Regions from separate parts of the Homo sapiens genome. Here region 2 is linked to region 1. The links are chromatin contacts, found by Hi-C or POLR2A ChIA-PET in ENCODE. All regions are on one chromosome and are shown on one strand. The core of a region is the stretch at or near the end of the contact, and the rest is flanking DNA. Distances in the headings are between cores, read along the strand shown.

The links. A loop is a pair of places that touch in the nucleus more often than their neighbours do. ChIA-PET counts read pairs that join two places held with the same protein, here RNA polymerase II (POLR2A). Pooled maps may share reads with other maps.
Region 2: POLR2A ChIA-PET joins it to region 1 with 10 read pairs in endothelial cell of umbilical vein. The contact joins two enhancer-like sites. A Hi-C loop is called at or near these places in 1 of 168 maps with a recorded cell type or tissue (posterior cingulate gyrus) and 2 of 50 pooled maps. POLR2A ChIA-PET finds 5 or more read pairs at or near these places in 2 of 52 experiments (Panc1 and endothelial cell of umbilical vein).

The regions. Positions count from the first base shown.
Region 1 is chr1:44,482,969-44,485,801 of GRCh38, forward strand. The region is part of intron 2 of RNF220 (ring finger protein 220); the gene reads left to right. Among named protein-coding and RNA genes, the nearest start is that of MIR5584, 61 kb to the right of the region's middle. RefSeq lists enhancers at 544-1,423, 1,424-2,302. Within about 2 kb of position 1,468, at least 11 of the 41 ENCODE cell types and tissues checked have a DNase peak (open chromatin) inside an H3K27ac peak, as active enhancers do.
Region 2 is chr1:44,658,906-44,661,738 of GRCh38, forward strand. TMEM53 (transmembrane protein 53) reads right to left here. Exons shown (of 3, transcript NM_024587.4): 2 at 1,269-1,390. Among named protein-coding and RNA genes, the nearest start is that of SNORD145, 11 kb to the right of the region's middle. Within about 2 kb of position 1,471, at least 5 of the 41 ENCODE cell types and tissues checked have a DNase peak (open chromatin) inside an H3K27ac peak, as active enhancers do.

The DNA.
Region 1 (2,833 bases), core at 218-2,717:
AGCCCAGGCTGGAGCGCAGTGGAACGATCGTGGCTTACTGCAGCCTCAAACTCCGGGATTCAGGCAGTCCTCCTGCCTTAGCCTCTGGAATAGCTAGAATTACAGGTGCACACCATCGCGCCTGGCTACTTTTTCTATGTTTTGTAGAGACAGGGTCTTGCTTTGTTGCCCAGGCTGGTCTCAAACTCCTGGGTTCAAGCCATCCTCCCGACTTAGCCTCCCAAAGCGCCAGGATTGCAGGCATGAACTACCATGCCCAGCCCAAGCATAGTATTAATACACACCTTTTAAAAGGATGAGTTCCATCCCTTTGCAGCCGGTTAGACCTGTTCTACCTTGCTCAATGTCAGAAGCCCAGCTTTTAAATACTGTTCTAGATCAGAAGGGAAACCAAATGAAAATGTGTGGAAGAACTATGTCCAGGCTCACAGCACTATTTTAGAAAGCATCTCAACAATGGAGTCAGGAAAGGGAGAAGTGCCATGCCCATATCAGAAAATATACTCATCATACTAACATGTACAGTGCTTTGTGCTCATTCATTTAGCAGATACTGAGCTAGTACCAGGTTCCAGGCCCAGAGCTAGCTAAAGGGGTATGGAGGTAAATGAGGCTCTTCTCCAGACCTTGAAGAACTCCTGAGCTAGTGGGCTAGCAGGTTACTCTGAAGAGGTGTTCAATGAAGATATGTCTGAGGAGCTATGAGAACATAGCGGTGGCAGGCTAGATAAGGGGTCAGATCAGAGAGGGCCAAAGAGTATAAGCAGTGGTGCAACTTGATCTGATTTGAGATTATGATTTATAGTTTGCTTTTGCATATTTCATTATTTTGTTTAAATCAGATGTTCATAGCCTTCCCTCTTAGGATTTTTTCTGCCTTGAGCCTTCCAAAACGTATCAGAATGCAGCTTGTCTGGTGTGTGAGAAACCCCTGAAGCTGTGAGCCCCCTTTCCAGGAGTCTGGGCTCACTGCTAGCCTTGGCCCTCCTAAGCCCCTTACCCTTGCTTTTCCTAGGCAAGCAGTGAAATGTCTCCAAAATCTGGGAATAACTGTTTCCCAGCCTTGGGCTGGTTCTCCTTCCTTCCTTGTTCTTCACAAGCTGTAGAGCCTCCTGAGGTGGGGTCGAGGCATCTCATTTTCAGGGTTTATTAGGGTAGGCTAATGACTACATCCAACAAATCCTTTTTAGAAGGCAGTCACATAGCGGTGCCTTTGGAATTCAGGTTGAGCCGTCCCCTAGGGTTCAGGATCCCCCTGCTGGATGCTGTAACTGGCATAGAAGAAAAAAAAGAGCATGAAGGGTCAAGTAGGAGACTTTTATTGGCCCAGGGGAAATGGCTTACATCACCTCCACCTACGATCCAGTGAGTGGAATTCCTATCTAACTGCGAGGGAGGCTGGGAATGCAGTCGAGCTGTGTGCCCAGGAAGAAGAGGAAGAAGTGAGCACATAGCAAACTGCCGCACAGTGGGTAGAACTGACAAAGACAGTAGACTGCTGAGCACCAGTGAGTACGAAGGCAACAGCCACAGGATCCCCCTGTGGCCGTGTCTGGAGACATAGCACGTACTTGGGGCTTTAGGTGGGAGGACTGGCAGAGGCCACTCCATGAACGAAAGGAGGCTGGGCACCAGGGGCTGAGTAAGAACTGTTTTGAACAGAATGGGAGCTGACTCACATCTGGAGGAGGGTTCTCAGGTGGGGTCCCTCGGTATTGCTGTAACTGGGTCAATCTGATTGTCTCTCTTCAACCTTTTTCAACCATGGTAAGCACGAATGCCCTAAGCCATTGACTGTAATTAATGAATTTCTCTCCTATGCATCTGGATTGTACAGTCTAGATGTACAAGTTGTACTATCCTTGGGAGAACTAAGAAAATAGTTGCTCTGACAGCCGGGCACGGTGGCTCACGCCTGTAATCCCAGCACTTCGGGAGGCCAAGGCAGGTGGATCACAAGGTCAGGAGATCGAGGCCATCCTGGCTAACACGATGAAACCCCATTTCTAGTAAAAATACAAAAAATTAGCTGGGCATGGTGGCACGTGCCTGTAGTCCCAGCTACTTGGGAGGCTGAGAATCACTTGAACCCGGGAGGCGGAGGTTACAGTGAGCTGAGATCGTGCCACTGCACTCTAGCCTGGGCAACAGATCGAGACTCCATCAAAAAACAAAGAAAAGAAAAGAGTTGCTTAGGTAATTGTTCTGTCTTTGTGGCTCAGTTGAGGAACCCTGGCTGAGAAACCCCTGCCTGAAGAGATGCAAACAGCATTTTATATTTGAGGCAAATGCTCTAGACTATTCTCTCCCTCCCCCCAATCTCCTGCGCCCTGAAAGGAAACAAACTGATGTCATGAGAAATTCCTTTCTAATAACAAAAACAAATGGGAGGTCTCCCGGGATTGTTCCTATGGAGAGACAGTGGTTGTGTAAGAATGAGAAAACAGTGACTCCTGCTCAGGGTTCTGGTTAAGTAGCAGGTAGAATTTTTCCAACATCATTTTGAATCAAGAGAGGCACCGAAATCACTGTAGTAAAATCTTCGAGTGGGAAAAATATAAAGAAAACAAAATCCAACTAAGGCCGTTTTTCCCCAGGAAAGGCATTAGTCAGGCAGCCGCTGGAGCCAGCCACCTCTCAAGAGCCTGTTTTTCAGTGTCACTGCGGTGACTCTCCATGCTCTGGGTTTTAATTCTAGCCTCTAATCTCAGTCGCTTCTGTGATAAATTAATTGTAATAATAGAGGCCCCAGTTACGAGGTCTGCACCGTTTGCTTGTAATGTGAGCGACAGGTTTAGGGCCTGCTTTATTTAAGATGCTGGGGTAATTACAT
Region 2 (2,833 bases), core at 221-2,720, 180 kb after region 1:
GAGGACCCCCTCCAAGCCCCACCTCTTGCCGGGTACCTGTCCCTTCATTCTTCATCCCAGCCATACTTGACTATTCCTGGTCCCCCTGCCTGCCCTCAAGGATCTCAGGCTAATGAAGAAGCCAGACAAGCCGAGCCCAGTGAGCAGAACTCGCAGCTGAAACTGCCCGCAGTGAGGCTGTCTGTAAAAAGCAACACCAGAGCCCCAGCCTCGGAGGTCGGGGAGAGACTTCAAGCTCAGAACTACATTTTCCCCCAGTCTCTCTCCCATTCCAGGGCCACCACACACCTCAGTCAGGCGGGATGTGGACGTGGGTGAGTGGAGGGATGCTGAGGGAAAGGGGGCTCAGCTGGCCTTTCTCCCAGGTGCCCCCCCACTGCTCAGTCCAAGGCTTCCAGCTGGCAGTTGGAGCTGTCTGTATGGGTACCCCTGCAGGAGGCTGTTTGGGGGAGAGATCTGGGCTGAGGAGGGGAAGGTGGAGCTGGAGGCCCAAGATGTGAGAGAGGCTTCCAAAATATAACCAGGTCCTGCTAAGGCCCTCTGCAGTTACCACAGTCTCTATATCCAACCTTGGTTGGATGAGAAGAAGCGTGAATCTCTTTTCCAAGAGGCCCTACTAGTCTGGGAATGTGAAAGGTGCCATGGGCAGTCATAAGACAGAAACTCACCTGGTGGGAAAGGAGGAGGTCCTGGGAGTACAAGCTATGTCCAGACACCCAGCCCTGGCTCCTGCTGCCCGCAGAGGCACTGGCCAGTTAATAGGGACTGGAGCCTGGGCTGACTCTACAACTGTAGGGCACATCAAGGGTGGGCTGCCCATTGTGGAATGCAGGGAGGAAGGAAGGGGAAGCCATCAGGAGACCAAAGGGGTCACGCCAGGCCACAGAGCTGGCAGCCAAGTGGGGATAATCCCACCAAGTCCCTATAACCCCATGGCCTTCCTCACAGGCTTTTTTTTTTTTTTTTTTTTTTGAGACGGAATCTCACCCTGTCACCCAGGCTGGAGTGCAATGGCACAATCTCTGCTCATGCAACCTCCACCTCCTGGGCTCAAGCGATTCTCCTGCCTCAGCCTCCCAAGTAGCTGGGATTACAGGCACGTGCCACCAGGCCGGCTAATTTTTGTATTTTTAGTAGAGACAGGGTTTGACCATGTTGGCCAGGCTGGTCTCGAACTCTAGAGGCTGTTCTTAAAGCCATTCCCAGTCCTGCCTCAAAGGTGGTCAGCCCTCACGGCAGCCCAGGGGAGAGGGCACCAGAGTACTCACCCTTTTGTGGTAGATGGCACTGTACTTGGCAAGGTTCTTGTCCTTGCAGCCACCCCAGCCCAAGAGAATCACCACAGGCTGCCGAGTTTCTGCCTCCTTCCCACCTGGGCTGGGGCTGTTCTCTGAAACACAGATGTGGACTGTCAACACCAGAGCTGGGGTGGGGGCGGGGGTGACTGCCCAATCCAGAGTCAGCAGCACTCCGGCTGCTGCAGGCAGGGAACAACGGGTGCCAGGCCCAGGCATCCTGCCAGCACGCATGCACCAGTTCCCACCCCGTGCTGCTCCAGCTGCCTTTCTGCAGGAGGCACCATGGGGTCACCGGACAAACCAACACAAGGGCACCTTTCTTTAGAGACTCGAAGACAGCCCAAGTGAGGAAAGTAAATACCTTGTCCACGCCCTTTCCTCTTCTGATCCAGGGCTCAGCGAACTACAACCCCGGGGCCAAACTGAGCCCACTGCCTATTTTTGTATGGCCTGCGAGCTAAACTAATTTTCACATTTTTAAATGGTTAAAAAAAAAATCGGCTGGGCGCGGTGGCTCACGCCTGTAATCCCAGCACTTTGGGAGGCCGAGGCGGACGGATCGTGAGGTCAGGAGATTGAGACCATCCTGGCTAAGACAAAAAAATACAAAAAAAAAAAAATTAGCCGTGCGTGGTGGCAGGTGCCTGTAGTCCCAGCTACTCAGGAGGCCAAGGCAGGAGAATGGCATGAACCTGGGAGGCGGAGCTTGCCGTGAGCCGAGATTGAGCCACTGCACTCCAGCCTGGGCAACAGAGTGAGACTCTGTCTCAAAAAAAAAAAAAAAATCAAAAGAATATTTTGTGACACGTGAAAATTATATGGAATTTAAATTTCATTGTCCACAAATAAACTTTTATTGGAACATGCCACACTTATCATTTACTTAGGGTCTATGGCTACTTTTACACTAAGAACAGCAGAGTAGAGTAGTTACAACAAGATCGAGCGACTCACAAAGCCTAAAATATTGACTGGCCCTTTACAGAAAAAGTTTGCCAGCCCCTGTTCTAATTCCATGAGCAGATGGAAGAAGAGGGTCTTTTCTGAGATGGAGTCTTGCTCTGTCACCCAGGCTGGAGGGCAGTGGCACGATCTCAGCTCAGGGCAACCTCCATCTCCCGGGTTCAAGCAATTCTCCTGCCTCGGCCTACTGAGTGGCTGGGATTATAGGCACCCACCACCATGTGCAGCTTTCTTTTTCTTTTTTTTTTTTTAAGAGTAAAAAAGGGGGTTTGCCATGTTGGCCAGGCTGGTCTCGAACTCCTGACCTCAAGTGATCTGCCCACCTCAGCCTCCCGGGAACAAGAAAGTCTTAAAAGGAGAAATGGATAGGACAGTGCAGGCAGGGACATGAGGCTGACTCTGGCCCATACCAAGCCACCTACCCTGTCCTGCCAGAGAATAGCCTATATTTATTGAGGTTTAACCCTTATAACAATACTCTAAGGCAGGTCCTCTTATTACAGATGAAGAAACTGAGGCAGAGTGAGGTTAAGGTACTTGTCTAAGCAAAGTGTAGGGCTGGGAATCTGGCC